Regions from separate parts of the Mus musculus genome. Here regions 2, 3 and 4 are each linked to region 1. Evidence: chromatin loops called from intact Hi-C (ENCODE). Cell type or tissue: gastrocnemius. All regions are shown on one strand. Region 1 holds the start of Adora3 (adenosine A3 receptor). Region 2 overlaps Rap1a (RAS-related protein 1a). Region 3 overlaps Rap1a (RAS-related protein 1a). Region 4 holds the start of Rap1a (RAS-related protein 1a).

Region 1 (8,000 bases):
CAGTCTTCCCAAAAGCATGTGCTCATAATAAAAGAACAGAGCATGACAACTAAGATACCAGGAGCCAGGGCTGGAGATTTGACTCAGTGGTTAAGAGCATTTGCCACGGACTGGAGAGATGGCTCAGCGGCTAAGAGCACTGACTCCTCTACCAGAGGTCCTCAGTTCTATTCCCAGCAACCACATGGTGGCTCACAACCATCTATAATGGGATCCAGTGCCCTCTTCTGGTGTGTCTGAAGACAAAAACACAGTGTACTTACATATAATAATAAATAAATCTTTAAAACAAACAAACAAACAAGAGCAATGGCAACTTGTGATGGTTTGAATAAAAATGGCTCCCTTAGGTTCATAGGGGAGTTGCAGTATTAGGAGGTGTGGCCTTGTTGGAGGAACTGTCACTGTCTCAGAAGCTCAAGCCAGGTTTAGTGGCTTATGGTCTCTTCCTGCTGCCTGCTGATCTAGATGTAGAATTCTCAGTTACTGTTCCAGCACTATGTCTGTCTACGTGCCACCATGCTTCCTACCATGATGATAATGGATAAAACCTCTGAACTGTAAGCCTGCTCAGTAAAATGTTTTCCTTATAAGAGTTGCTTATAAGGCTGGTAAGATGGCTCAGAGGGTAAGAGCACTGACTGCTCTTCCGAAGGTCCTGAGTTCAAATCCCAACAACCACACGGTGGCTCACAGCTATCTGTAATGGGATCCGATGCCCTCTTCTGGTGTGTCTGAAGACAGCTACTGTGTACTTATGTATAATAATAAATCTTTGGGCTGGAGCAAGCAGGGACTGAGTGACCAAAGTTGACTGGAGCGAGCAGAGGTCCTAAAAAGTTCAATTCCCAACAACCACATGAAGGCTCACAACCATCTGTAAAGCTACAGTGTACTCACAAATATAAAATAAATAAATACATTTAAAAAAACAAAAAAGAGTTACCGTGGTCATGGTGTCTCTTCACAGCAATAGAAACGCTGAGACACTACTCTCTGAGAGGACCTGATGTCAGTTACCAGCACTCACACCAGGTGGTTCTGAGTGCCTTGTAACTCCAGCTGCATGCAAGTGATGATGACTTCTGGTCTCTATGCCACCTTCACACAAGTGTGTGCACACACATAAAAATAAAAAAATAATTTAAAAAAGGATACTAGAAGCCTGAAGTTGAGACAATGCGTGCAGCTTTTCTAGAAAAGTCTTTTTTTTGCTGAGACAAGCCTGGCTTGTGCTGACCCACTCTGAGCTCCTGGCTGCCCAGGAACAACCTACGCCACCAAGCTAATGAACAGAGCAGGAGAGGTATTAGAAGAGCAACATCCTTCCTAGAACCTCCTCGGGGAAATAGGTCTCTTAAACCTTCAGTATAAGCAATAACAATGTAGTATCTTTAACCGTGATGAAATGCTGAGACAGACTCTGTATAACAATAGCTTTAATGAAAAGCCGAGGGAAATAAAGTTATTGGGGGAACCCTTCAGCGGGAAGTAAAGTAATGTGGTTTCCTGATGCTGTCTGCCCATGGACTAGATGCAGGGGTGTGGGGTGGAGAAGGTTGAGGGAGGATTGGCAGGCTGCCCTCCATTACTCCACAGCCTAAGAGGAGGAACCAGAAACCAGAAAACTGGCAAAAAAGAAAGAAAAAAAAAATCCTGTTCTCAGTAGTTCTCAGTAGCTGGCCCAACCCATGGATCATGCACACCCTTCCACACTGAAGAGCTTCTGCCCAGTCACAGTTTATGTTTGGTATAATTGGTGTTGGCCTATTCTTGTGTGATTCACTGGAAAGGGCTAAGATAGTTGACTCAGATTCTGGCCTTTACCCATCGTAGTTGACTGTAACTGTCCTCCCTCCCTCCCTCCCTCCCTCCCTCCCTCCCTCCCTCCCTCCCTCCCTCCCTTCTTTAAGTTACCTTTGTTCAAGATTTTGTCAAAGAAATCTGAGAAGTAACTAATGCAGGTTCAGATCCCAGCTCCGCCACTTGCTCCCTGAAAGCCACCTCGCACCAGGCTGTGGTCTCCTCACCAGTGAAATGAGTTAGCAGCACTTACGATTAAGTTTGGCACACGATTATAAGTGACAGGTATAAAACGCCAAGCAAGGAGCCTGGGCTGTGTCACTTAGCACCCTGTCAATGGCAGGGTTCACACACTCGTGATAGAAGGACCTTGTAGAGTAAGAGAAGACGTGTCATCGAAGGGGTAGAGGTTGCTGGTTTCTTGCTCTCTCCAGGAGAATGTGCTCAATTCATCTAAGGGTAGGGTGGGTTGAGAAGAAGCAGGCCAAGGCACAGCCCCACTATACACATCTAGGACTGGCGGTGCTCTATCCCGGGTTCGTTCCTGCACGTGCTAGTTAGTGCTTACGTAAAGGTCACTGAAAATGACATCAGGACTCACAGTTGACCTGTGTGGAATCAGAGATGAACTTCAGAGACTGCGGGAGTCCCCTACTTGAGTGAAAAAATACCAGGGTGGGTAATTGAAGGCCTGAGGCTGGAATGAGGAGGCTGGGATATGAAGAGGCTCAAGGACGTTTGGATAAGTTATGGGCTTTGAAAAGATCAGGACAGTGACCAGAGGGCCCTGTGCCTACAGGAGGATGGGTTGGGGATTGGAGGACATGGGGGAAGGACCAACAATGCACAACCCGGTGAGATCTACTTACGGCAGATATCACACGGTAGCAGACCCCTTCTGAATCCACCCTGTCCTTAAGTCAGGAGACCAGACTGGGCTGGTCTCCACTGTAGAACATGCTCTTTAGCAGAACAGACTTAAGCACATTCCTTCTCTATTTGCTGAGAGTTCCTGCTTTGTGGAGCAAAATGCAAAACTTTTTTTGTTAGGCTGTTCATGCTCCTTGCCAGCCTTCTTGAGTCCAGAGGATCAGAATATTATGTGGGACTAGATTGGACTGACCATAGGCAGCCTACCTACCCTCCTTGCTCCTGGTCTCCCTTGCAAAGTCCGAGGTGGTTGGCTGAGGCCAGTTTTGAGCCCTCCCCATTTTCTCTCCTTAGCGGCAGCTTGTGTTTCAGAGGACGGTGGAAATGTGCTGCCACCTGGTGGCCACATCTGAGCATAGCCCCTTAGCCAGACCTCAACTACTCAAACCACAAGCTGACACAGGTAGTTGAAAGACATATTTTGAGAGCCTATAATCTGGAAGAGTATTAGGGATAGCTGAATCCTCTAGCCCTTCCTCATAACACGGCCCATTAGTAAAATTCCCTTTAATACAATACAAATGTTGAGGCGACCCCTCCCAACCATAAATTTATTTTCATTGTTACTTCAAAACTTTAATTTTGCTACTGTTATAAATCATATTGTTACTGTTATAAATCATAAGGTGTGTATCATATGTTTATTTATCATATGTATGTTTTTATAAATCATAGGGTATGTATCATATGTATGTTTTCCGGTGGCCTTAGGTGACCCCTGTGAAGGTGTCATCTGTGGTTAGCGACCCACAGGCCGAGAACTGCTGCGCTAGACTTTCTCTTGGGCTTAGAGGCCTGGCTCACTTGGGCGTGGTTGAATCATGGTAGCTAAGGTTTGGGCACCTAGTCACAAGCAGTTCCCTTTCCCTGAGCAGGATTTCCTGTAACCCAAGTTACAGGAACCTTGGGGTTTTGGGTCTTTATCCATCCTTTTCATTTTTACTGATACTCACTTTAGAGAACTCTTCACGTTCAGAGTCCCAGGCCTTGTAAGTTGAAAGGGTCTCAGCCCAGCTCTAAGAAGAGCAGTGAGTTTGGGAAGTCACCTGAAGTCTTAGGGTCTTACCGGTACTTTGACAGAGAGTGGGGAAGGAGCATATAAAAAAGGGGGCAAGGAGAAGACACCCTCAAAGATGACTCTGAGCACTGGCTGTCTCTAAGGCCCCACTGTTCGCTGGCACATAGCGAGGTCTGTAGAAGCATGAGGCTTTGAGGGAAGTGGTCATGACTTCAAGAGGAAGTGAGTAGACATGGGTCTATGCAAGTATGCCCACAGCATCGTGTCAGCTCTGAGCAGCCAAGCAGCAGTTTCCATCTCCCAGCTGCCTAACATCCTGTCTTGGCTGTGGCTTGGGTAATTCTGGGTTCTGGAACCCCAACCTTGGTCTCCTGCTAATACACTTTTCTGTCAAAGACTGGCAGTTGAGGTTATCTAGGCTTTTCTGAGAAGATGCAAAAGAGCCTATGTGTGTCCTCTCTCTGGTCAGCCTTTTCAGGATGCTATGCAGCCAATAGCTGAGCTGTGCTGTGCTGCTCCAGGCTAGAGCTTGGGAGGCCTTTTCCTGGACTCGGGTCACTTTGTCAGACTGGAAACTCCTCAGAGTCCATCCTTGTCTCCCTTGTAGAAATCAGGCTCTGCCGGTAGAAGTGAAATTCATGGTGCCCCTCCTCTCAGATGGAAAAAAAAATGGCAGGGAAATCCGAGCTTATCTTCAATTCACTATTAAAAACTTTCTTAAATAGACCTTTTTTTCTCCCCCACTCTGGTCCTATAAATGGTCTTCTGTGAGATCCAAAATGTCACCAGTGGCCTGCTTATGTGGCCCTTTCTCTGGTCCTACCATCTCTTCCTACCTCAGAGCAGGCACTGAATCTGCTTCATACGTATGCTTTAGTGTCACAATCTTGTTGGCCTAAACATCACATTTTACAGTATTAATTTCTTCCTAATATTGATCACATAGTGACATCAAACAGAGGGGCTCCTTGTACTTGTGACAGTACAAGTACATATCGTGGTTCATCATTTCTAAGGGCTACCTTTCAGAAACGGGGCTCTGAAGCCAGCCATATGGGTTTGAATGTCAGTTTGTCACTTCCTAACTGTGCTGTCATGGCCAATTTATTTACCCTTTGGCGCCTCTGCTTGCTTATCATTAACAAGCATTGTCACTTTCTCCAGAAGACATTGGATGAGACCACAAATAATAAAATGTTATTTTGTTATAAAACTCCAGGACACCAGAGTGTCCTGGAGAGTACCTAACAGGTCCTAGTTGAGGGTTTCTGTAGCTGTGTACCCAGTGCCAGGTTTCTGTCACCTGGCATGCTAAGAAGCATCTCTAGTCATTCACTGAGCAATAGTATACTGCTGGCCAGCCAGGCAACATGGTGTAAAAATGAAAAGTTCTGGTTGGGTCTCCAGGAACTGCAGGCCTATAGAGTCTGGGTAGGAGGCTGTTAGGGTGGCATGGTGGATCCACATGAGGGAGAGGTGGTGTCTTAGTTAGGGTTTTATTGCTGGGAACAGACACTATGACCAAGGCAAGTCTTATAAAAGACAACATTTAATGGGGCTGGCTTCCAGGTTCAGAGGTTCAGTCCATTATCAAGGTGGGATCATGGCAGCATCCAGGCAGGCATGGTACAAGAGAAGCTGAGAGTTCTACATCTTCATCTGAAGGTTTCTAGCAGAATATTGGCTTCCAGGGAGTAAGGATGAGGGTCTTAAAGCCCACACTCACCGTGACATACCTACTCCAAAAGGGCCACACCTTCTAATAGTGCCACTCCCTGGGCCAAGCATATCCAAACCATCACAGGTGGTATAGGAAGTTTTCTTCAAGGTCCTGTTAGAGAACTGCCTCGAGGGGAGCCTTTTTATTTTCTAGGTGGGGGCAAGGAAGAGATCCTGCTAGACCTAGTGAGTGTGCACAGGCGAAGAAGTGAAAGGGAATTTCGGAGCCAGGAATTGCTGGGAGCTGTGGGCTTATGGCTTCGGTGAAAGAAGCAGATGGCAGGAGCCTGAACAGGCTCAAACCCCACTAACCTGGGAATCATAACGAAAGCTATTATCAGGAACCAGGACCTGGTAACAGAAGATGTGAGAGACTGGGTCCATGGGTACCAGTGAGGTAACAGGTGTGTGAGGTGGCTGTCTATCCTGGTCTCTCTGCCCCCTCTCCTGGATTGCCTTTTGGATTTCAATCCCCAGTGAACAGATATTTAGCATGGTCATAAGACAAGCTAGTGAGGGAATATGGAAACTTCTCTTCCACCCCTCAAACTCGCCCTTGAACACTGGTGCTCTCTGTTTATTCAGAAAACAAAAAAGAACGGACATTTCTCCTTCGAAGAGAAGAAGCACCCAAGGCATCGCAGAAACCTCTGGGAGTAACATAATCCTGGGTGGGAAGCCGTGGTGGTTATGGTCCTCTGGAAGAGCATCCACTGCTCTTTATAGCTGAGCCATCGCTCCAGCCTGTCCACCTTGCTTTTCAATGTAACAAAACATGGACCGTCACCTTGTTTCTGTTGTTGTTAATGTAGAAGCTGCCCGTTTCCTGACCAACAAGCCTTAAATAGAGAAGAAAGCTTGATCTCCTGTCCTGCCTCTCTGTCTGTGGCAAATGATGGAGATTTTTCTAGGAACCAACAAAGCGAGATTGCAATTGCTTTTTGTTAAGGAAGACTCTTTCTTGCCTCTTGGTAGAAATTGCTTTCTGTAACTTCCCCTCTGAAGAGGACAGAAAGAAGGCAGTTACAGCAGAAGTAAGAGGAAAGGCCACTCGGGGGGCTGATGAAACGTAAAACAACAAACAAACAAAAAACAAAAACAAAAACAAAACAAAATAAAACACCCCACGTAAACACCAGGGCTGGAGAGAAGACTCAGTGGATAAGTGTGCCTGCTGCTCTTGCACTGTGTGTGTGTGTGTGTGTATGTGTGTGTGTGTGTGTGTGTGTGTGTGTGTGAGTGTGTGTGTGTGTGTGAGTGTGTGTGTGTGTGTGTGTGTGTGTGTGTGTAAAAATTGTTTTCAGTTTTGTCCCTGAGTGTCCTGAATTTTTTAGGTAGATCTGAGTGCCCTTAAACTCACAAAGATCTGCCTGCCTCTGTCTCCCCAGTCCTGGGATTAAAGTGTGCATCACAATTGTCTCTATCACAAGATCTTTGTGTTAAGCAGGCTGAGGGTGGAAATATTACATGATTAGTGTTTCCACCTCTTCTACCCAATCCTACCCACAGCTCATCTGGTCCCTGAATGATCTCTAGTTTCTCCCCACCACTTGTGTGTGTGTGTGTGTGTGTGTGTGTGTTGTATATCAGTTGTGGTGGGGGCAGTACTCAGAGCCTGATGCCAGCCAATCATTCTACTTCTGAAATATATCTTTGGCTCCCCACATCCTGACTTTTGAGTGTTGGTTCTTTCTTTTTCTTTCTTTCTTTCTTTCTTTCTTTCTTTCTTTCTTTCTTTCTTTCTTTCTTTCTTTCTTTCATTGGTTTGGATTTTTGTTTTGTTTTGTTTTTTGAGACACTGGGTTACTTAGGCTGGCCTTAACACAGTAACCAAGGCAGGGCTTGAACCTGTAATCCCACTGCCTTAGCCTTCCCTGTAGCTGAAACTGTCAGCTGTCACTAACAGACCCTGTCTCTAATCTCCTCTTGGAGCTGCCTCCATGTGACTCAGGCCAGCCTCCTGTGCTCTTTCCATCCTTTTTTTTCTTCTTCTTCTTCAGAGGGTTCCTGTACTTCCTCTTGGACTATCTCACTTCTTGAAACACTCTAAAGAGGAGTGCTTATCTTGATGGAGCTCGAAAGTTCTCTGGGGCCCAGGGGACAGCAGAAGCCCTGACTCTGTTTGCCTGGGGAAGTAAGAACGGTGGCCCTCTCGGATTTGGCTGCAGAGACCTGCATCCTCCAGGTTAATGGGAAGGCAGGGATAAGCGGCTGAGGTTGATGGTCCTGTAACAGGCCCTTTCTGAGAAGAGTCTCTAAGAGAGAGTCATACCGGAAGGAATGAGCAAGTTGTGAGTTCTCTGGACTGTTGTGACATTCTAACTTCTGGGCAGAAGTCTGACAAGAGCTGGGTCCACTGGCCCATACACAACCTGCTGAAGAGCCACGGAAGCTTCCGCCTGAAGCTTTTCTGAGACAGCATGGAAGCCGACAACACCACGGAGACGGACTGGCTGAACATCACCTACATCACCATGGAGGCTGCCATCGGGCTCTGTGCCGTTGTGGGCAACATGCTGGTCATCTGGGT
Region 2 (8,000 bases), 150 kb before region 1:
CTCCCTCTCTCTCTCCCTCTCTCTCCCTCTCTCTCTCCCTCTCTCTCCCTCTCTCTCCCTCTCTCTCCCTCTCTCTCCCTCCCTCTCCCTCTCTCTCCCTCCCTCCTTCTTTTTTTCTCCCCTCTCCTTGTTTTTCTCCTATCCAGTGTTAAGGGGTAAAACTGAGGGCATAAAATAAAGGGTGGGAGGGAGAAAGAAGAACCCACAAAGTAGCAAAGACTAGCTACACCTCTCTGGTGAGATGTAGGTTTAATCTTTGGAAGAAGGGGGTAACTCTGGCTCTTTTATTGCATTTTATTATACTATCCTAACCCTGGACACTTAAGAAAATAAATCATAAAAGCTTTTCATAGTTCTACCTAGTCTTAGAACATATTTTTGTCAAGACCAACAATTTTGCTTCTTTTAAAAATAAATTTTAGTCTTTCCTTAAATTCATTCATTCATTCTTCCTTGCTTCCTTTCTCCTCCCCCCACGAATGAATATAGTGTCTTTGTCCACTAGGTTGCCCCTGACCTTGTAGAGCTTTCCCTGTCTCTGTTTCCTAGGATCTGTGATCAAATGTATGTACCACCATGACTGATCCAACTTCACTTCTATAAGAGAATTTTGGGATCACTGCAAAATCAGGGAAAAAATAGAGATTTCCAACATTGTCTATGCTTATATTATATACAGCTTCCTTCTCTCTCTTATCACAATACCCTGCAGCAGAGTGGAAATTTGTCATAATCAATGAAGCTACAATGACACACAAAGTTTGTATTGCATTTGATTTTAATATTGTATGTTCCACTATGCTCCAAATGCAAGGGCATCATAAAAGAAACTTTACTAAAGCTCACAGCACACATTGCACCCCACACAATAATAGTGGGAGACTTCAACACCCAACTCTCAGTAATGGACAGATCATGGAAACAGAAACTAAACAGAGACACAGTGAAATTAACAGAAGTTATGAAACAAATGGATCTATTATTTATAGAACATTTCATCCTAAAGCAAAAGAATATACCTTCTCCTCCCTCAGCACCTCATGGTATCTTCTCCAAAATTGACCATATAATTGGTCACGAAACAGGTGTCAACAGATACAAGATTGAAATAATCCCATACATTCAATCAGATCACCCCAGACTAAGGCTGATGTTAAATAACAACAAAAACAACGGAAAGTACACATACACATGGAAGCTGAACAACACTCTACTCAATGATAACTTGGTCAAGGAAGAAATAAAAAAAATTAAAGACTTTTTAGAATTTAATGAAAATGAAGACACATCGTACCAAAACTTATGCAACACAATGAAAGCAGTGTTAAGAGGAAAACTCAAAGCTCTAAGTGCCTCCAAAAAGAAAGTGAAGAGAGCTTACACTGGCAGCTTGATAGCACACCTGAAAGCTCTAGAACAAAAGGAAGCAAATACACCCAAAGAAGAGAAGATGGCAGAAAATAATCAAACTCAGGGCTGAAATCAACAAAATAGAAACAAAAAGAACTATACAAAGAATCAACAAAACCAGGAGCTGGTTCTTTGAGAAAATCAACAAGATAGATAAATCCTTAGCCAAACTAACCAGAGGGCACAGAGACAGTATCTAAATTAATAAAATCAGAAATGAAAAGGGAGACATAACAACAAAATATACCTTAAAATAGCTATTCTGTTTGCTCAATATTAATAGTTGGAAATATCAAAATCATGTTCTACAAACATCATGGAAATATTGATAATTTTTCTCACTGTGCTTGAAATTAACATTTGCTTAATGTTTAACTTCAAAGAGTTTTTGCTACTTTGAAATTTTAAAAATATACTTACTGATAAAATACTTTCTCTCCTAGAAACATTGATAATCTTTTTTAAGTAAACTGATTGTTAGACAATGTACACAGATATAGAAAGTGTTTCAAATTCTCTCTCACTATGTCAGGGGGTATCATATAAGGGTTTTTGAGTACATTTCTTAATGACTCACTTTTAAGGGCTGGAGAGATGGTTAAGAGCACTGTCTGCTCTTCCGGAGGTCCTGAGTTCAAATCCCAGCAACCACATGGTGGCTCACAACCATCTATAATGAGATCTGATGCCCTCTTCTGGTGTGTCTGAAGACGGCTACAGTGTTCTTACATATAATAAATAAATCTTTTTTAAAAATTATTCATTTTTAATATTTTACACTATTTACTATGTTTAATTCCCAAGGAATATTTTGTATGTTTTGAAACAATTTAGTACTCAATATTAGCTATAGGACCCTCAGTTGGGGATAGTATTAAACATTCATTAATGATATTTTTAGGGTATGAAAGGATATACATATAAAAGTTGAATAAATTTTTATGAATTATTGATTCTCAAAATGTTCAATGTTATCAATATGTTTGATGTATAAAATGCATTTAAATAATACAAAAATTTAAGAAAAAAATCACATTAAACACACACACACAAATAAGTACATCTTTAATCTTATGCCAAACTAAAACTAAATTAAAAAAATGTATGTTCCACAGATCCTGAGAAACGTGACAGGTGCTGCCACGCACCATCGCACTGATTTTGAATCCTGCTGATAATCTAAAGGTAAATATCCTTACATTTTCTACAAACTAAGTAAAAAAAAGTTAATGAATAACTTCAAACATAATAGTAGGTTTTGTTAACAAGCAGTAGTTAAAAATATGCCTATTATTCATTTGTAATATTTTTTTACTTGAACTTCCCACTGGGAAAATGCATGCAGCAGAGAATGGACAGCAGCAGCAGCACATGGAGTGCTCTCTTAAGCAGTGTCCAGTGAGGCGTGTTTTATCCAGGTAGCACAGGCAAATTTCTATTAATTCTCAAAACTATTTAAAAAAGCAATCCCATGACCAAGTTTGAAAGTTGTAAAGATTACTCCCACGTGCACACACAGCTTTGCGTTTTACCTTTCTGTAGGAATCTTCTATCGTTGGGTCATATTTTTCAACAAAAATCCCCTGAACAAACTGAACTGTCTGAGAGGAGAAAACAAACAAACCAGAGTTAAAGACTTGAAAGAAAAATCAAATGTTCTTAAGTGTTATTTTACATTAAAAATTGTAAAGAGTAAATGGAATTGTGTTGAAATTCTGGATAAAAACAAATGTAAATCATCAGTATTATATCCAGTAAGAAAGCACACATAAACTAAGAACACATTTATTACAAAAAGCGATGGTCATATTAAAAACTTGTCAATACTGCTACTACACTGCTTAACCATGATTACATTACATCTTAAAATACAGGGATACAGACAGCAAGATTACATAGCTCATTAAAATATATATAATTTCCTGTCCAAAAGGAAAGAAACAAAGGTTCCAAAGAATTTTCAATTTTAGATTATAATCACATTTAAGTTTCACTTGTACCCCAGAAATACTTCCCATTTGCCAGCTGAACTTACAATACATCATCTTTCTGATTCTTTTTTTTTTTTTTTTTTTTTAAAAGACAGGGTTTCTTTGGATAGCCCTGGCTGTCCTGGAACTCACTTTCTAGACCAGGCTGGCCTCGAACTCAGAAATCCGCCTGCCTCTGCCCACTCCCCTCCCACCCCCCCACCCCCCAATGCTGGGATTAAAGGTGTGTGCCACCACGCCCAGCCTGATTCTTTTTTTTAAAAGACTTATTTATTTTACGTATATGAGTGCTTTATCTGCACATAATCTGCATGCCAGGAACTGAACTCTACCTCTGGAATGCAGCCAGTGCTCTTAACCACTGAGCAATCTCTCCAGCCCCATCTTTCTGATTCTTAAGTCTTACTTTTTCCAGTGGAAAGTACTACCTAGTCACAGAAAACAAGGGCTGTCTAAGTAACACCAGAAAAAAATAAAGATGACTAAGTAGTGTACATATGTGAATATATGAGTTCAGTACAACCCATGGTTTTAGAAATCAACTGAGAGCCTTGGCCATCCAGGTGAGGGAGAATGATGTACTTTCATCTGCAGTATACGGACTGAACATATCTGAATGTATACTAGAAAGAACATTTATCATTCATAAGTACAGATAATAATTCTGAGATTTAACCTAGGCAATTTTAAAAGTGTCTGGAATATCCCTGCCTATTAACAAAGGCAAACATGCAAATTAAGGTCATCTACACTTAAATTACTTAAAGGAACTTCAATATATAATCATAGTAAAATTTTTAATCATTCTCTCCCTCTTTTCATTCCTCTGTTTTGAGGATACAACCCAGGACCCCAGACATGGTAAGCAAACATTCTACCATGGTACTGTGTCTTAAAACTGTGTGTGTTCATGCATGTGTGCACAGACTAGAGGACACTGGATGTCCTACTCTATCACTTCTAGCTTTATTTCTTCAACATACAACTAACATGCACACACATGCACCATACACGCATGCATGTACACGCTCATCGCTGGAGTTACAGATGTGTGTATGCCCACACCCAGGTATGAGTGTGGGGAATTTATTTAAATGCAGTTCTTCATATGTACACAACAAGAGCTCTTCCCCACTAAACTATCTCCTCAGGTGCAGTCTTTTAATCCTCATTTTTATCAAGGGTTTAATCATTTTGTATTATGACATAGATAGGAAAAAGCCCAATATGGCTTTCAAACAAGGGCAGCCTAGAGGAGAGGGTCTCAAAATATGGTCCAGGATATGGTGTTCTTATTGTGCACAAGGTCCCAATGCTAAGATGTAGCCTAGGTCCTCCACTGTCACAATGCAGTGGTACAGGAGGCATGAAAGTCAAAGCACTGCCCCCAAGCTGGACATTACTGGCACCTGTAAACAGCAACAACCAGCTCACCCTCAACACTTATTTATGATAAGTAAGCTTTCATTATTCCTCTGTCTTGGCTCCTCATTTCTCAAGCATTATCTCATTCTTTTGTCTCTATTTTCTTTTTTTTTTTTTTTTTTTTTTTTGGTTTTTTTTTCGAGACAGGGTTTCTCTGTATAGCCTGGCTGTCCTGGAACTCACTTTGTAGACCAGGCTGGCCTCGAACTCAGAAATCCGCCTGCCTCTGCCTCCCAAGTGCTAGGATTAAAGGCGTGCGCCACCACGCCCGGCTTTGTCTCTATTTTCATTTTATTCCTTTGACACCATACTAGTTCTGCTCCTCCTTCTCCCTCATGTCATATCTTCTTTTCCACTGGATCACTGCTTCTAAGATACAAATGTTCTCTACTACCTTCAATCCCCAAGCGAAACAGGAAACTCTTCTTGACCCTGTGCCCCCTGGAGTGTCTCCCCCTTGTCTGTTTGCTCCCACACTCAGACTCTAACTGTCTCCACAGTGCTTTCTTCTCCTCAGCTCAGCCCAGCATGGCTGTGGCAAGCAACATCACCAGAGCAAAGCTGCTCCCTTTATGATGTGCAGCCACCTCCATGCCCCGCTCTGCTTCCTCTCTTGACTTCTGAGCAGTCAAACAGACACATCAATGTATTCAAACACAGTAAGTACCAGAGACCTTTTTCTATGCTGGGGATTTCAATCCTCTCCATCCTCTAACACTTGACACCTATTCAGAATCAGTCCTGGGCTATTCTCCTGTTCTCTCCCTGGACAATTCTGTTTGCGCCGATGGAATTTAACTTATTTCTTTATCCTACTACCACCCTTGTTTCCATCTACCCAATCTATTTACAACAACAGTCCAAGTATTTCATAGGTCCCTCTTCTCAGCACTTCTAACTTTTTAAAAAAGTCATTTCAATCTTATTTATATGTATTATGTTAATATGTGTGTGCCCACAGAGGCCAGAAGTTGGCTCAGGTTCCTGTGGGGCTGAACTTCAGTGTTGTGAGCCGGTCGGTCAGCTGGGATTCTGATAACTGAACTTAAGTTCTCATCAAGAACAGTGTTTTCTCTTAAGTGTCCTGTCATCTCTCAAGCCCTAATACCTACAGCTTTTTGAAAAATCAAACATAAATGGTAAACTAACTAGAACCTTTCTTCCCTATACATGCTCCATCTTTGATATCACAGGTCAGTACATACAAAACACCCATATTCATAAAAAAAAATCTTAAAAAAAAAGTCCAGAGAAAAATTGCTGGACTGAAAGTTATATGTAAAGCCAAAGTTGTGGTACACATTTGTGTTGTGGTACACATTTGCAATTCTAGCACTTGGGGAACTGAGGCAGGAGGATTATCAATTTCAAAGCCAGCCCGGGCTAACACAGAGACCCTTTTCTCCCCTCCCCCAAATTACATACATTTTAAAACTCATTTCCACAAAGGTGTTAATTCATATTCCTAACAGACTAACAGTAATGGAATTCTGATGAAATTAAATATGATCGACATACTCATGGCATTAATACCGTATCACAAGCCCCTTTGATGTATTTTACTGGAGCAACTTGAGTATGTTATATCAGCCTTTGCATTTCTGTTCCTTCACTCTTCCACCCCACTCCCCAGTGAGCAATCAGTTTCAGGTCTACCTCCTCTATTTCATCTTCAAGCATCTACATGTCTCTTCTTCACTAGCATGCCCCTAATCAGGCAATCTAGTGGACTTAACTAGCTCCCAACTTTCTCCCACTCTTCTAAATGTCAGAGGTTAAAGTCCATTTATTAAATGAAATATATGGCTAACTCACCTGCTTCCCAGCACCCCAAGAAACCCTACAGAGCCATCTTTAAGTCATGTGAGCTCCCAACTCCCTGCCACCTCACTTTCTCCCACTTACTCATGCCTAGCTATTCTGGCCTTTCCTGCAGTTGTCAAAGCTAAGGGCCACTTGCCAGTCTCTCCTTTAAAAGTCTGAATTTTTCTTTCAGAGCATCAAGTAGCTCTTTAATTGTGTATTATTACAATCTATTTTTCTGCTATATTGTGAGCTCCATGAGAGACTTTTTATCTGCTGTTGTAACCCCAGAGGCTGCCATGGAACCTCATATATGCAAAAAGTAAATTTTATTCCATGCAAGCTTCAAGTCAGGTAAAGGAGCATCTACTCTGAGACAATCCATAACACTTTCCCCCAGTGGAATATACATTTTTCTGACAATAAAAATCGCATTCCACTTTGAATCACAAATATTGGTGGCCAATAAGTAGCTGGCATACAAAAGTGTAAGAAACTTGCCAGTCTAACGCTATACCTCTTTGGCTACAAATAGCAGGTTTATAAAGAACAATGCTTCATTTTTCCTTACTGACTAGAAGCATGATAAGAAGCTACTATCCACATCCTGTGTATTAGTTAATACTGATTAGTTATAGTTGGTGGCTAACTTACCAGAGCAGACTTCCCCACGCCTCCTGAACCAAGGACTACTAGCTTGTACTCACGCATGATGCGCTCTGTTTAAATATTGACAATCTGCAAAACAAAAAATAAAAAAAATTTACAAAACAAATTAAGAATGTAGCATCAAATGCAGGGTTTTGCTTTTTAATTTTTTTCCCTTTGGAAAACAGAGGCTATGGGCAAAAATCATATAGTTTTCAATAATAGCTTTATAGGACCAGTCCCAGACTCTTTAATTTACTGAAGATGAGCTCTAACTAGGTATCAGTTGTTAAGCCTGTACATGTTACTTTGAAGAATGACCAGAAAACAGGGCATTAAAATCAACATAGTCTTAAAACTACAACCCATGACCCTAATCATTTGCAAAGGTATAATTTGGAGAGACTCGTGAGCTTTAATATAATCGACATGCTACTTTACTTGCCAAAAAAATACAGTACTTCTGAAATATTTTATTCATTGTTATTTTATAGCTGAATGGTGTGAAATGTCAGCTTGAAAATTCTTAGGATATAAACAGCAGATGAAAAGGCACTGTTAACATGTATCAACAGGGATTAGGAAACACTACCTAACATCCAAAGAGCTGCAAAAAATAAATGGATTACAAGCTTATCTTACAAAGTAAAAGCCAGAAAATAATTTCCAATGGTTGATATGGAGTAACAAAGGTAAGACTTTTCACCCTATAGAAAACTGCTA
Region 3 (8,000 bases), 180 kb before region 1:
AGTGTTCTGTACTTCTGTTCATTTTTTTAACTCCTTCCAACACTGTGTCTCCCCTCTTCTGGCCAGGCAGGGTAGTTTGGGCACCCATCTGGAATTGCTGCCAGTTCAAAGGGGGGAAGATGTCCTCATCCAAAGTTGGGGCTTTGTAAGGGTACCAGTTGTGTGTGGGATCTGTCTTGATTCTGTCTTCCTGTCTGTCCCAAGTGTCAGAGAGCTCAAGTAGACTCCCAACTGGCCTGACTGACCTTGTTTCTGGCATTTCACTCACTTTACCCACCAAAGTACCTCAAGCTGTTCCAAGTTTTGGGTCTGCCTGTGCTGTCCCAACAAGTTCAGTTCTGCTCTGACTGCCTTTTATTTCCCCAGCTTGAGAGCCCTCCCGTAGGTCTCATCTGTGCCTTGACTTAACCCCCAGTACTTACTTGGGTTGGTGAGTCACTTCTGCTTCTGCACATACTCTCACTTCTCCTCCAGACCTGTGACCACCTCCAAGCTAGTGAGTACTCAGTCTTTCTGCCTCCAGTACTGAGCACAGGGCTGCTGCCTGTGTGATCTCCACCTCCCAGGGAGCTCTGAGCTGAGCCCACCTTTAGTTTATCCTGTTTAGGAACAGCCAGTGGCCAAGCCTTTCTTAGTCGACCCCTGCCCCTGCATTTCACAACACCGAAGTCTAGTCCCCAGAAAAGAGGGGAGCCATGACCAGTTATTGTCAGAGCAGGAAACAGTATACAGGCCCCTCGTCAAGCTGTTGTACAGAACTGTCCCTGGTCCACTGCTTGGCTTTTAATTCTGGCTGGCTGTGGAATCGACCTCACCTTCTGTTGTCATTGGGCAGCTCAGGCCTTTCAGGTGATTAGCTACTTTTCTCTCAGTAGTTACTGAAGAAGTCCCCTTCTTGCCTAGCCTCTTTCCTCCACTCTTCCTGACCTGGATCACCTTCGTGGACACGCTTTTTTTTATATCAATATCTGGCCCCAGACCTTCCTACCCCAGGATGTTCCCTAAATTGTCATGCTCTGATGTTCCAGAACACCAAGCCTGCTAGATCCTCCTCCCCTTAGTGTGACTATTAAGGGAGGGGTGGGTGAGCAGTGTAGCGGGGAAGGAAATTGAGAGTTGGGTGGTGAGTGCCTTCTCTACCTCCAGTCCCACCTCTGGCTACACTCCAGGCATTGTCTCCCCACCAGGCCCTGCTTGCCAGAAAGGCAAAAGGTACACAGGCACTTGTCTGGAAGTTGAGGGAGAGGGGTGGTCATCAGAAACTTACACAGATGGAGTGTGTGTGTGCGTGTGTGTGTGTGCACGAGTGCTGGGATTGACTCACTGGGCTGGCTTACTTACACTAGACCCTCACTGCCACGGTGCCACCTTCTCCATAGGCCTGTTATCAAGTACTTTGGGGATAAAAAAGCAACAAAATTTCTTCCAAATGAAGAAAGAAAAGCATCAGAACCCCTGTGTACCAGCTCCCTGGCCACCTCAGACCATGTTCATGTTCAAGTCAGATCCACCACTGGTCCAAGGACCTTGGTCATCACCACAGAGCCTTAGGCTAAACTGAGTGAAGCGATTGTTCAGACTCTCTCTTGAGGTTGCAAGCATCAAATTAGTAAACTCTGATTCCAGAAACTGGTTAGTTTTTCAACACTGGTTTCAGGGGTCCAAAGAACTCCAGAGCTCTTGGTACAGGCCTTAGGACTCTGATGGGAGTATAGGATCAAATAGTGTCTTCACGATTCTTTTAGCTCTGCACAGTGCACAAGGGCCAGGCAGGCCCCACCTCCACGGCTCCAAGTCCTACTTTTCAAATTGGGAAGGCTGAATGGCTAGCACTCCCTTAACAGATGTCCCTTCAAACTATAGCCCATCCAGCTGGAGAGGAAGATCTCAGTGATGCTTAGGCAAGTTGGCCAGGAATTGCATTAATAGCTGTGGCCCGTGGATTTCCCACCCACAAGGAAGGGCATGGCAATGGGATGTTAATGAAGAAGCTAGTACCTACTTGACATGACTAAAAACTGATTCAGCGCAACCCTAGACAGCCAGAGGGGTTGCTGCCTCACCTGTAGTGTAAGGGCAGAGAGGGAGAGTTAGCAGTTACAGAGTGTCCTGCCTGTGCTAACCTGAGGAGGACAATCATGTCAGCTAACACAGAACTAAGGGCAAGAGCTTATTCTCCTTAATCTTCTCTGACATCTTTGAGAACCAAGATGTCAGGAGCAGATGTTCATAAAGAATAAATGCTGCATATATATGAGTGTTTTATCTTTATGTATATATATGTTCACCACATATGTGCAGTGCAGTGCCCATGAAACCAGAAAAGGGTCAGTACCCCAGGACCTAGAGTTAGATGGCTGTGAGCTGCCATTTTGGGTTCTGGGACTTCTTCGAGAGCAACAAGTGCTCTTATGTACTGAGCCATCCCCCCAGCCCACAACTGTGGTTTTGATGACATATTATTGATTCTATGTTGTACCTTTTGTAAAATTCTTCCCATGAATACCACACAGACTAATACTGATTTTCCCTGTCTACATTCAGCCTACCTAATTCTATTATCTACAGTATTCTTACTCGTGTTCACTCTCCTCCAGCCACGGTGACCTCGTCATAACCTTTCCCAATGTGAAGGAAGGCCTTTCTTTCTCCAATGCAGTTGCATGGGCTCACATTTTCAGTCCTTGCTCATATAACCAACACAAGGACATATACATCTTCCACCCTCATTCCTGTTGCCCTCTGTACAAGTTTTACAGCATTCACTGTAATAAACACATGGGGTTTTCAGCAGTTTCATCTATCTGTATGTGTGGTGTGTGTACCATATTCAAATGTGTAAGTGCATGTACCTTGCATATGCTTTTGTAGGCCCGAGGTCAATGTTGAGTGTCTACATCTATTGCTCTCTACTTTGCATTAAGACAGGGTCTCTCATTGAACCTGGAGCTCACTGTCTGGCTAGACTTAATGGACAGTGAGTTCCTGGGCACATCTGTCTTCACTTCCCAGTGTTGGGATTACAGTTATCACTAGGCCTTACCTTTTATATGTGTGTGTGAGTGCTAGAAATCTGAACTCAAGTCCCTATGTTTGCACAGAAAGCACTTGGGGGTACTCTCTCACTCAATTCCCCAGCACAATCTTTGGCCATTTCCTAAAGATTAAAAGTCTACACGTGGAGGAACTGGCGTATGTTGTTGTATACCATGAATTCAGACAGTACAAATATAGTAACTGTTGATAGGCATATAAAGATCATGTACGGGGGCTGAAGAGATGGCTCAGCAGTTAAGAGCTCTGGTTGCTCTTCCAGAGGTCCTGAGTTCAATTCTCAGCACCCACACTACAACTCACAACTCACTGTCTGCCCCTCCAATTCTAGCACCTTCAAACATACATGGGGGCAAAACACCAATGCACATCAAATAAAAATAAATATCTAAAAAAAAGATCATGTTTTTCTGCTTTGTATGCACTCCAACTGTAGTGTAAAAATTTGAACATAGGTAAGATTAAAGAAAATTACTGAAAACATCAGTTCAATGTAAGAGCCACACAACTGTTTAAATGGGAAGGTTTATTAAAAATTTTCTTTTATGGGAACAGCCAGTCTCTTGCTCAAGCAATTAGCAGTTGGGCCTAGAGCTATAGTTGTCTGCTTCTTAACAAGCCCAAAGCACTTGCAACTCTCAAGTTTCCTTTGAAGGCTGTTAATATCTGGAAAACAGGATCCATGTTGCCTTCCCAAAAAAGAACTAGGCAGTCAGTTCAAAGTCTCTAGCTGTTCTTACAAGAACATTTAAACATGATAAAGTTAAGAGGACTGCACAGTCAATAGATTCAAGGCAAAACTTCAGGAAGAGAAACCCAAGACCAACCTAAGTGCCACACTGTATCTGTAAGAACATCTGTTTATACTGAGTAGCATTAATGCTACTAGCTGGGTAGGCAGACACGCTCACTGCTCACATTCATTTGCTCTTTCCAGAGTCTGGATGAGCAAACCAAAGTGTCTTTTGATGCTTGGTGTGGATGGTTGTGGGGCCACTTCACTCTATATTTAGCACCGTAAATAAGCAAAGACCCAAATAAAAGTGTAATTTTCCTCCTCTAAATTATGAGAGAGCTTCTTCACAAGCTAATTTCAACACATAATTTATAAGAGACATGTTGTTGACTAACATCCTAAGAGTATCGGTCAGGAAAGGAATACAGTACTCACTGTTTCTCTTTCTGACCCTTGGTCCCTAACCAAAACTCAGACATATGACTGACAAACATTTGTTGACCTGTGAGGGTACACAGGGTAGCTATTTTAAAGTGACTGGACTCAAGGCATGCAGAATGTTTTATTACGATTCTTAAGGAGAGAAAAATGACTCCAAATCACTTGTTTTAGTCAAGTAGACAAAAAAGAACATCACAACTTCGGAAAAGGAGACGGTCTTATTGAGGAGTAAAAGGAGTTCTCTGATGATGGCAGATGAGGATGGCAGACCAAGGTGAGTTCAGAGCTGTGGGGAGATGGCAGTCACATGCTAGCAGCCACTGTTTCTCCAAACATTAAGAAAAATACATACTAAAGTGGCTACAGTGCATTAAGTTAATGGTATTCATACCTTCCCAAAATTTTGTGTCTATTTTTTGCCTAATTAAGTTGTAAACTCCATGAGTCTTTGTAAGGAAATGCTGGTAGAAGCATCATATGATACCGAAGCTCCCCCTGGTGGAGGGTAAGGTGATGCACTTGCATTTACTGTTAATTATAAAATTAGATTGGAGGCATCAAGTCATTAAAGTTGCTTGTGGTCTAGTTGGGAAAATTAAAAACCTACCAATTGTAGCATCAAGCTTCCTTTAAATTAAATTGTTATTCACAAAATCAAAGCTATTATACTTGAAATAGCCATAAACACTACTACGTAATTTGTTCATAGATATGCATCATGAGATTCAAATTAATACCCTAGAAACTCTCCATGTCTTGGCTATGAAAATACATCTTGCCTTCAGTTGCCCTTCCCAAGACCAAGGAGTTCACATAAAGACACTATAAAAATATAGCCCTCTCTCTTAACAGGACACCTTTACATGTTGCTCAGCAAGTACAAATTTCCCTTGGATAACACTGCATCCCTCTGGCTTGAATATCCTTCAATGTCAAAAGGGTGTTTTTTTGTTTTTTTTTTTGTTTTTGTTTTTGTTTTACCTTTAACCCAAGGGAGGAGTGTAAGATGTGTCAAAGGAAACTGATAAAATCAGTCTGTGTTACTGGTGAGACTATTTTAATTTAACAAATATCTACACAACCCACGTGATATAACGTATTTAGATATTTTAGCTGGTTTGTGAGAGGTCTGTCTGTCCATGATTTTTAAGTCCAAAGAAATGTGTGAGAAGTATTTCAAAGCATAATGACTTCAGAAGTCCTTAAAATATGGTATGTCCCTAATTGGTCACACAGTGATATATTCCTGTAATCCTAGCTACTTGAGACACTGAGGCAGGAGATTCACCTGAACCCAGAAGTTTGAAGCCAGCCTGAGTGGTATAACAAGACCTCCCTTAAAAGACAACCACAATCAAAGAGCCCAGCTCCTCTTTCTGGGACAAATGGACCCTATCCTTCTACTTGCATTTTAGTTTAGCTTAAGGTTTTGCCTCTTAGTCACAGACATGTATAACTGGATAAAGAGAAGGGAAATGTTAAGTAGCTAAGTTTATTAGAATATCAAAAGAATACAATTTCCAATGTTTCAAACAGTACTTTTTGACATTTCTTCAGGTTGGTTGGATCTTACATTTGAAAGCTGACTTGGTAACTAAAGGGCTGTCCACACACCTGGCATATCTCAGCAAGGCATGAACACCTTCACACCTAGTTGCAATGAGACCATATCTAGATCCCTGAGCAAAGATTTACTTTCTAGGACTGGTCTCCTTGATTTTCAGGGACAAGGCACAGGGTTTCCTAAGCTTGCAATCTGCTTTCTTCTCCTGTATGCACCTGGCCAACAGGCCATTTGCTTTCTCTTTCTTCATGGAGAACATACAGCAGTATCGCCCTGGCTCCATGTCCTACATATGCCCCACCTTTGTAAAATGCAACTGGGAAGGAAAAGAAAAGCACCTCTGTACAGCCAGCAAGCTGCTGTATCCATCTTCACAGCATTCCTCTACACTGCTCATACAGTCAAGTCACACGTCCCTTTTTGTGTTCTGACTTGCAACCACTTCCCTCAAGTTCTTCCATCTACTAGAGAGCAAGTTTGAAAATTTTCATTTAACACTTCATTGGTGGACACACACCAACAAATTAACAATGGCAAGGATTCCCTGGATGAAGTTACAAACTGTGTATGTAGGATTTGCGATAGTCAAAGTCAAACCCTGGTAATACAGTATTGAACTTATCTTTTTACATATAAAAATAATACAGAGTGGGATACTTTATTCAATATGATACAATCTTTAAGGTCAAGAGAGTATATATAAAACTATTCTATGTCACATGGTGCATCTTACTGTATAGTAGGAATAACTCTATCTAGAGCAGGAGTGCGAGGTCTGTTCCTAGAGAGATCACCAGTTAGGGTAGTTTAAAGCCAAGTGTTCTGCTGAATCCAGGCAGAAAGGAAGAGCTACTGCTGCACTCTAAACAATGTGGTCATTATAAAATAAAGGACTATGTCAATAAACAATAACAAAAAGACACAAACCAAATGAAAATGTACTAAAATTTAATCATCCATAAAAGCTGTAATTTAATCTGACAGTAAAACACAAGAAGCAATATTAGAGTTGGTTTAGTATATTATATATTCTAGCTTTGAAAGCCATAGAAATCAGTTATCCCAGTTTTTCCCTATAAAAGACCCATTTTTCCAAAGCATTATGCACAAACAATTTTAATTAGAATATAATGACAGATGATATTTTCATAATTTTAAATATAAAATGAAGTCAATGACTCAAAAAAGTTATCTGCTGCAATGAGTTTGAGAGGAGATTTCATAATCTATATCATTACAGATATAAAGTATGATGGTTCAATTTTTTAGTGCTTGACAGGGAGGAGTCATGATAAAAACGTCAATATGAAATCATTTGATTATAGTAGTACATCTAACATTTGAAATGCATCCATGCTCTTCTGTATAATTGTATTAGAGTCAAGTATCTTATTTCACATCTGTTATAACTGCTATTGCAAAGGAGAAATACTATGTCTTATTTCCAAGAGATATACACAGAGCAACTTTGTCTCCAGGGAACTTGTGCAAACCAATATAAGATCTAAATTCTTCACATAATATATAAAACAGGAGAAGCCTCTTCAGATTTCGTTTTTGAAGTCTGGAATGCTGGCACTTTCCAATTAGGCAACAGTTCTTCATTTCTGTAATCTGGAACATTGAAGAGACACAGACACATAGAGCTAGGGTTCTCTCAATATCAATATCAATATCAATATCAATATCAATATCAATAAAGAGCTATCTAATGACAGGAGGGATGACAGCACTGAACATTCATTCCTAAGGAACTGAAGTCCATTAAGCTACTTCAGTAGAAGAGCTATCTGACTTTCCCATTAAACATGCTCAAACATAAGCTGGGCATAGTGGCATGAGGGTCAGGAGTTTAAGTCTGACCTTGATTACAGTTTGAAGTACACAGACTGTCCCAAAAGTTCAAAGTCAAATATAAAAGACAGAATTAGTAGTCAGTTAGTAGTCAATTTTTGTCTGCCCTGCTTTTATTACACTCAGTATTTCACATTTTATCTAACACCCTATATAAAGAGGCAAACAGTAGTATTTTGCTTATATCCCATTACCTTATTTTTAAAAGTCAACATTTGTCTACATACACACTCTGTGGGAAATTCAGCCATTTTCTGATACCATATTAAGAACTATTACTTATAACCCAGCCGGTAAGACACAGCACAGAAAGAGCCCAGATCCGAAGGCAGAAGAATCAGCAGGCCCCAC
Region 4 (8,000 bases), 99 kb before region 1:
GTGATAACACCCAATGAAAACTAAATTGCCATGAAACTTGTGCTCAGAAAACACGGCTGTTAAAACTAGATGGCCAACTAACTATATGTCTATTCACATACTGATCCTTTTAGAAATAAATCACAAAGAAATATTCCAAAAGGAAAAAAAAAATGTTGCCTAGACTACTGTGAACCATCATTGTTATTCTATGGGGAGGAGAGGATACCTACATGCCCGACAGAAAGAAGATGGACAATCTTAGCATGGTTGAAAGGTTAAAAAGGAAGACATAGGGCAGGATGTAACTTGGTTACTAGGCATTTGCCTAGCAAGTTCAAGGACTTGGGTTCAATCCCCAGAACATTAAAAAAGGAAAGGAAAAAAAAAAATCCTAGATCCTACTCTTTCCTTCCTTCCCCAACCTGAGTTGACTTCCACACAATAGTCAGAAGGATGTTCATAAACTTAGGTCAGATAAGGTCTCTCTTCTACTCTAAGGGCTCCCCCATGTCAGTCAGTGTAAAATGCAAACGTCCCAGTACTGAGTGTAAGAGCCCCCCTTACTTCTCTAATCTCAAGCCCTCTTCTCTCCCTGCTTACTGTTCTTACACCACACTGCCCTCCTAGCTGTTCTCAAAGGGTCACATATACTGGAGGGTCTTTGCCCTAGCAGGCCGCTCGCTCTTCCTGTCATCTTTTTGCATCTGAGGAAGCACACAGCCCTCCTCACTTCCTTCAGGTCTTCCCTGACAGTATTCTCTAGCCCCTCACCAGTCCTCACCCTTCCACACAGCTCTAACACCTGACACTACATTTACTTGGCTAGGGTCTTGTCCCTCCTGCTGAAGGGATGACAGCAAGAACTCCTTATCCACACAGCAGACATTCAATTAAGTACTTCCTGAATGTTGCATATTTTCACAACTGACTACATGAAGACCACACATATGAACAAGCTTGGAAGAGGAAAAAAAAGAAATTATTTGATTTTCAAATGCTCATATTACTAAAACATAGATTATACAAAAGTCTGATTAGTCATGATTATGAGTTTAGAGGGGTCAAAATATACTAGGGAGTATTGGTTAAAAATGGCTACTGGTTAGAGCCGGGGATATAGCTCAGGGGCAAAGTGCTTGCCAACCCTGCTTGAGGCTCTGGATTAGCTCCTCAACACTACAAACAAAATGACTGCTAAAAGTTCCCTGCATGAAGCTGGGTTTCATCCCAACACCACATAAACCAGGGAAGTCTATACTGATCCAAGCACTCTGGAGGTCGAGGCAAGAGAGTTGGTGGTTCAAGGTCTTCCTCAGTGACACCACTGAGCCACAGGAGATTGGGGGGAGGGGAGAGAGGTTCCTGAGAACTTTTCCTCATAAAACTGAAATCAATTTTAAACCTTGTTCCAAAATCCTCAGAATTTAGGGTGAAAGCACGATCACACCTGAGGCCACAAAAAGTGTGCACTTTTGCAAAGTTTTAATATGAAACTGAATAACATCGAGATCTCTGTTCACTTTTAAGATCGGTGTCTATGGGTGGCTTTAGAGGAGACCAGAAGCTGAATACAACATTCTGGGGATAAATGTCTGTTTTGTTTTTCCTGGGCAAAGGAAGAGTTCATATGCATCACCATGTTCTAGAAATGGTTAAGAATGACATTTTTTATAATGGAAGCGGAATGCAACATTTAACATAAAGATTTCTCTCAAAAAGATAAGAGATGTGTAAACAGACCACTCAACTCATTCGACAAATGCTGGGACAGGTATAATCCTTGCTAACGAACACAATCATAACAGAACCTGAAGTAGCAAGGAACTAAACTAAACAAGAGTCACACTAAGAAAGAATATCCGAAAATGTAAATTTAATTTTGAAACAAAGTGTTACAGAAGAGCATAAAGACAGGAAAGAGTCTGGGACCTAATCTAGTACTTACTCTACCAAAGTGTTACAGAAATCAATTACATCAAAAGAAAAAAGTACTCACAGGCATATCTACCCCCACACACTCTGACAGGAAACTCAAAGAAAGTTTCCAAATCCTGTTTCCAGCATCATCTCTTCTAACCGCCCGCTTCTGAAGGCTAACTCCCCTGGTTAATTCTGAGAGTCGACACTTTGACTCTAATAAAAACAGTATCTTCAGCCACCCAAGAAGCAGACAACAGCGGTTGGTACCTGTCCCGCTTGGCCCATTAACCTCCTGCCCTTTTATTCCATTTCTTACACAGTACTTCCTTCAAAGCAGCGACAAAACGATTTTCCTTTCCCAACGGCAATACACTCACAGTTTCTGAGCGGTAGCTCTTTTTCCAAGGCATGAAAGGTCCCCTCAACTCTAGTTTTCTATCCTGTGAGGAAATCTCAGATAGGAGGGGGGGCGGACGCGGGGGACACAACTGTCCTTCCTTGCTCTTCTCCTTACAACAGCCAATTACACAACTCAGCAGAAGACACTGCCCTTAACTTTCTGAGTAAGGAGACAAGCTACAATCCCACCACCCCACACTCCTCACACGCCCTCGGTGGGCGGAAGACCGGAATCACACCGTGGCCTCTTTCCTGACAAAATTCAGGGGTAGCAGCAGATATCAGAGAGTCGAGAGCGACGCTGCAAAGGCGAACACATGGCAAGCGGCAGAATACAGAGGGCAGGGAGGGCGGGAACCCGGGCTGGCGGCGGAGTGGGACACAGAGGTGTCAGCGCTCGGCGGCCGGGGCAAAGGCCGCGCGGAGGGCACCGCACCTCTCCGTCCGCGGGGACGACAGCCGAGCGGGCGCGGACACGCGTCCCATCTCGCGGCCCGCCCCTCGCGGCCGGTCCCGCAGGCCCCGCCGGGCCGCCTCGGTCCGCGGGCGTGGCTGGCTCCGGCCTTCAGCCGCGGCCCCTCCCGCCCGCCGGGCCCCCGGCCGCCGCCCCGGACTCGCGGACGGTTAAGAATAGGCCACCGAGGTGCGGCCAGTCCGCGCCCCTCACTCGCACCCCGTACTCACCCCGCGGCCCGGCGCCTCCTCCACCTCCTCCTCCTCCCTCCTCTCGGCCGCGGCTCGGGCTCGGGCTCTGCACGGCGGCGGCAGGAGCAGCGGCCTCGGGAGCGGCGGCGGCGGCGCCTCCGGAACGCGCACGCACGCAGCACGCAGGCCCCGCCCCCCCCGCCCTGGTCTCCGCCTTCCCCGCTGTGTCCGGAATCTATTTAAGGGAGCCGTTCTTCAAAGGGTGGGGGGCATAGTGTGCCAACAGGAACTGGGGCCTTGCCTTTGAGAAGGTGGTTAAGGCCAACATTGAAATGAGGAAGGGAAAAAAAAATCAGAAAGAGAATTTTGAAGGGATGCAACCATGGGACAGCTGTTAGTTGAGTGCCTAGTAGGTCCCCAATGCCTAGGCATACATAGGGAAAGTCACTTATAGAGCTCTCATCCTCGTGACCCAGGAGAGGGAACACGAACAACAAAAAGAGTAGCAAAATTCACAGGTCACCAGGGAGGGCTTTGCATGCTTTTGTTCGTGCTATGAAGAAACGAGCCTATCCAAAAGAGGCTGGATGAGAAGAATACCTTCCTGGGTTGAGAGGAAATCAGCCACAAACCCCGAGGTGGGGTGTGTCTTCCATATTTCACAACTAGCAAAATGCAAGCGAAAGGATGGATAGATAAGTAGAGTCTATGGCCAAAGAGTACTGAGGCGCCAAGATCTGGACAAACGACCAGACCCGGTGGAGCCTTTGGGCCATTGTAATGACAACAGGAAGCCCCGAGGAGAGGGTGGGCCCAGAAACAACTATATCTAGTTCATGTTTTTAAAGGTTAACTTTATGCAGGGCGTGGTGGTTTACTCCTGGAATCCCAGCATTTTGAAAACAGGAACAGAATTGCCACGAGTTTGAGGTTAGCCTGGACTACACAATGAGTTTCAGGCCCATCGGGAACTGGAGTGAGTCTCACTGTGTATGTAAAATATCCAACTGAAGCACGAATGTTCACAGGGGAAGTCTAAGGTGGCTATTCTCGTCCAATTGGCCAAGAGTGGTTATTTTATTTTAGATTTTGTTTATTTTAGCTTTATTAAACCTATTTTAATAGATTTAGACTTGAGAAAGCAGAGGGTCGAACGAAACAATTAGGAATGAATCTTAGGTTGGGGGCCTGCTGACTGATATCATTTAATAAGAGAGAAGATAGGGTAAGAACAAAGCTGGGACCAAAGAAATTGAGAGTTCAGTTTTATGGGGGATGGAGAAAGTTCAGTGGTGATGAGTCTGAGATATAAATTTGAGATCCATCAGGATGTAGATGATTTGACCCTCCGGTCTACATAAACTCTCTTAGGGATGGGGAGTAACTGGAAGAGAGGACCAAGAGAAACTTAGAGGTTAAAGATAAGCAGAGTTGACAGTCAGGTTAGAGGAACCCCTTGGAAGGAAGGAAGTTGTTAGGGAGTTGTTTTAGAAAAGAGGGAGTGATCAGTCAGTTCCCTTGCCTACTGCTGAAATAGCTAAGAAGACAATTGAATCTCAATCTCTGCCTCACCCCCACCCCACAGTCCCCATCCCCGCCACCCTGATTGGTTCATGCTAGACAAACTGCCACTGAGCCTCATCCTCAGTCAAGAGTTGGGAATTTAACCACTGACCAAGTTTGGCCTGAAGTTTGTTGAGAAGCTTAATGAAAACCCTTCCAGTGTTATCACATGGAGAAATGTCTGATTGGGGTGTGTTGAGAGAATGAAAGAGAGGCGAGGAAGACAGCCAGGAGCTGGCTGAGCCTAGCAACAGTCAGTAGTGGGAATGGTGTGGGGATCCAGGGACAGGATTTTAAAGCTGAGTTACTTCCTTGTGGTGTTAAGAGTGAAAAATAAAGTTCCGGTGCAGAGACAAGAGGAGACACCTAGAGAAACCATGGGAACCAAGAAGCAACAAGTCCTAGCACGGTGCTGAAGCAGTTGGCCTTAAATGTGAACAAGGACAGGAGAGTCACAGACTGTTCTGTAGCAAAGACACAGACACAGAGCAAGTAAGTGTGATTCTGAGGTGGGCACAGCCCACTGCAAAGCAAAGGGGACAAGTGAGAGCTAAAGTCTAGTCTTTATTTTGCCCACCAGGCTGAGTACCTGGTAGGACAATTTCAGCCTTGAGGAAAGAGCACTTTCCTAGCTGTTCTCCCTTAGGAGTGGTGTCTTTTGTCAGTTTTCCATGCCCCACGCACCACGCATCCATGCATCCATGCCCTGCCTGTTCCTTGTGTTTATTTTTTCCAGTTTACACAGTGCTGTAGGTGTTGCCTGCGGACTGACGGATAAGATCAAATCTGGCCTGTGTGCTTCCTTTTATCCTCTCTTAACGGGGTGGGGTGGTCATATATCTACACTGAAATCACTCAGCAAGGTGCCCTCCACTGCTTGGAGTTTTGCTGCTGAAAGTCAATGCGAGAGGAGTGAGAGGTATGTAAGGGAGTGGATGAGACACTCCGGAACTTGACTTGTGAAAGAGAAGAGGCCAACTAAAAAGCAGCGGCACCCGTGGGAAGGAATATTTTCAGAGGAAGCTATCAAGTGAGTGAGGGCGAGGGGACTTTCCAAGGATCCAGCAGATGCAAGTGAGGCAATCAGGGGAGAGGAAGTACGCAGCATCTGTGAAGATACGAGGGTTCAGACTGGCACATCGGAGCTCCATAAAGAGCACACAGCCCTTGGGACTCCAGCTTTGTCACAGTGTGTGTATGCTACGGATCCTCTAGGGCCGACGAACAGACCTGGCACTCACAACCATCTGGAGCACCACGGTCTGGGAAGAAAGAGAACGTAGGAAGGAATAAGCCAGTTAGATACCACTGGGGCCCCTGTGCAAAGCTTTGGGAGACCTCAAATTGGACACTTGACCTTCCTTACACTATGAGCTCGTGATCATTCCTGAAGGCACTTGTGTCCCTAGAGTTTGACAGATGTGAAGTATCTGTTAGGTCCTCCTGTCTTCCCATCTGCTTCACATGGCATCACCTTTCTCAGTCACAAACCTGCCAAGCCTTGGTGTCCTTTAATCCCTTGTCCCTATCTCTATGCCAGTCGCCCTCAAAGCAATGTGCACTGTCCAATAGAACATTCTAACTGGGATGAACATAACCCTTCTGCCTATTTTCATTTATTGTTGGCTGTTTTGGTGTTTGTTTGTTTGTTTGTTTGTTTTTGTTTTTTGTTTTGAGACAAGGTCTTGTTTTACAACTCTGGCAGGCTTGGTAGTCATTGTGTAGTTCAGGCTAGCCCCAAACTTAGGACAGACCACCTGCCTCACCATCCCAAATCCAGGATTACTCCCAAGGCTTGGGTCTTCACTCCCCAAGAACTTCATTGTTCTCTATCTGCATAATCCACAGGTGGCTATTAAATACTTAAAATGTGACCATGTACTGAGGGGCTGTATTTTAAATCTGATTTAAATTTAATTAGATTTATATTTAGATAGCTGCATATGGCTAGAGGCTTCTATATTGCTCAGCTCAGGAATAGATACTTCCTATCGTGTAGCTCTCCCATCTGCCAGCTCTCTCTAGCTCCGTCACCCTCACCCTTGATTGGTTTATTGATCATCTCTAGTCTAGACTCTTGCTATACGAACTCTCTTCTTGGTCTCCTGCTCAATTGCTTTCCTTTCCAGGTGTCTTGTGTTCTTGCAGAAATACCCTCCTAAGCAACAGTTAAATCCTGAGCCCCCACCCCATCCCATTTTAGAACTTTCATTAGTTCAACACCAAATTAAGCATGAACTGCTCAGTCTAATACTTGGCCAGTGACATAGCTCCAGCTCTCCCTGCCCCCACCTTCCTAGTACTTGTGTTGTGAACTGTCCTAATTCTTCAACTACCCCTCTGCTGGTGACAGGGGCCTTTTATGCTTTATCCCAGCTCCAAGTCTGTCTCATACTGCAGCTCATACCCAGAGCACTTTTCTTTCCTTTAGAAGTCCCACATTTTCTGTTTGTATCTCACCTATGGCCTATGTAACTGCCTCGGGATATATTTTACTTTTTCATTTTCTTCCTTTTTTTCCTTGCTACTAAGAACCACACCTTTCAGTGAAGTAGCACTCACTGCGGTGTGAGCCTTACACCTTGTCGAATGAGGGACTCCTCAAAGAGCCATAGAGTGAGTGACACTTTCCTGAAATCTAAATGAGGACATCCGGGTCTAGCACTAACAGAAACCCCACTGCTCTCAGAGAGAATGTCTTTAAAGCCTAAACAAATTTGGCAGTATGAAATTATTTCTTTTCATGTTATTGCTGGTGGAAAAGATCTTCTAAACGCTTCGCAAACTTAGCATACTTTCACAGTGCAGTTACAGTTTGGAATCCTAGAGTGCGTGATCAGGCTGAGACCTGGCAGGACCGCAAAGCTAGGTCCAGGACCAATTTACGGAAAAGGTCTTTAAGAATCATTGAGACTGTGCTACAGATCAATAGAAAGAACATTTCATCTTTTGAGTGTTTACAGGATGTATTTTTATAGCTTCAACCCTCAGAAACACATAACCCAAGAGTAGCGTTGCATCTGTTCAGCAGTATCTCATGAACTTTTTCTGGTGCCATGTTAGAGTTTAAGAAATTGAAAAGTAGGAATGTTACTTTACTAAGTAAATTAACATCTGGACTTGATCAAACTAATGGCTAGGCGTGTAGTAGGGAAGTACTATACCATTGACCTACCCCCAGCCTCAGGTTGATATTTTATATGCAAAATGTAAATTCTTTATGTATATTACTTACACACATAGGACCTCATACACATTCACTCATCAAACCTAGACTGGGGCATGCTGCTCGCTAGGGACTTACACTTGTTGCTAAGAATACAAAGATATGGTCCCCGTGCTAAAACATTATGACCTGGCGTTGGTAGGCTATCATTAATTTAATCCTATCAGTAACAATATTAAATAGATTGTAGTAGGTTCATTTTGCAGAGGGGAAATTTTGTTTAGAGGGATTGAATGCATTGACAAAATACTCAGTTTTTAACAAG

Evidence for each region. A loop is a pair of places that touch in the nucleus more often than their neighbours do. Peaks named below come from ENCODE experiments on the same cell type or tissue, not always from the same donor. Only the 100,000 strongest peaks of a DNase experiment are listed, where the experiment ranks them.
Region 2: it touches region 1 in a loop (3-fold over the local background); 4 of 42 quality-filtered maps call a loop at or near these places.
Region 3: it touches region 1 in a loop (7-fold over the local background); 14 of 42 quality-filtered maps call a loop at or near these places.
Region 4: a loop joins it to region 1, with 5 times the contacts of the local background. A loop is called at or near these places in 21 of 42 quality-filtered maps.

Annotation. Positions count from the first base shown.
Region 1 is chr3:105,896,910-105,904,909 of GRCm38, forward strand. All of the region lies in intron 1 of Tmigd3 (transmembrane and immunoglobulin domain containing 3), which reads left to right. Adora3 (adenosine A3 receptor) reads left to right here and starts at 7,512. Exons shown (of 2, transcript NM_009631.4): 1 at 7,512-8,000. The coding sequence starts at 7,891. In gastrocnemius, a CTCF peak has its summit at 3,077 (motif pointing left); DNase peaks (open chromatin) are centred at 1,587 and 3,049; H3K4me3 peaks cover 317 bases; H3K27ac peaks cover 1,254 bases.
Region 2 is chr3:105,742,962-105,750,961 of GRCm38, forward strand. It overlaps Rap1a (RAS-related protein 1a), which reads right to left. Exons shown (of 8, transcript NM_145541.5): 2 at 7,284-7,367; 3 at 2,943-3,011. The coding sequence starts at 7,340. Among named protein-coding and RNA genes, the nearest start is that of Inka2, 42 kb to the left of the region's middle. In gastrocnemius, no CTCF peak of the experiment used is centred here; no DNase peak of the experiment used is centred here.
Region 3 is chr3:105,721,556-105,729,555 of GRCm38, forward strand. It overlaps Rap1a (RAS-related protein 1a), which reads right to left. Exons shown (of 8, transcript NM_145541.5): 8 at 5,705-7,409. Among named protein-coding and RNA genes, the nearest start is that of Inka2, 21 kb to the left of the region's middle. In gastrocnemius, a CTCF peak has its summit at 4,738 (motif pointing left); DNase peaks (open chromatin) are centred at 1,164 and 4,720; H3K27ac peaks cover 1,310 bases.
Region 4 is chr3:105,798,254-105,806,253 of GRCm38, forward strand. It overlaps Rap1a (RAS-related protein 1a), which reads right to left and starts at 3,128. Exons shown (of 8, transcript NM_145541.5): 1 at 2,986-3,128. In gastrocnemius, no CTCF peak of the experiment used is centred here; a DNase peak (open chromatin) is centred at 3,071; H3K4me3 peaks cover 3,824 bases; H3K27ac peaks cover 5,867 bases.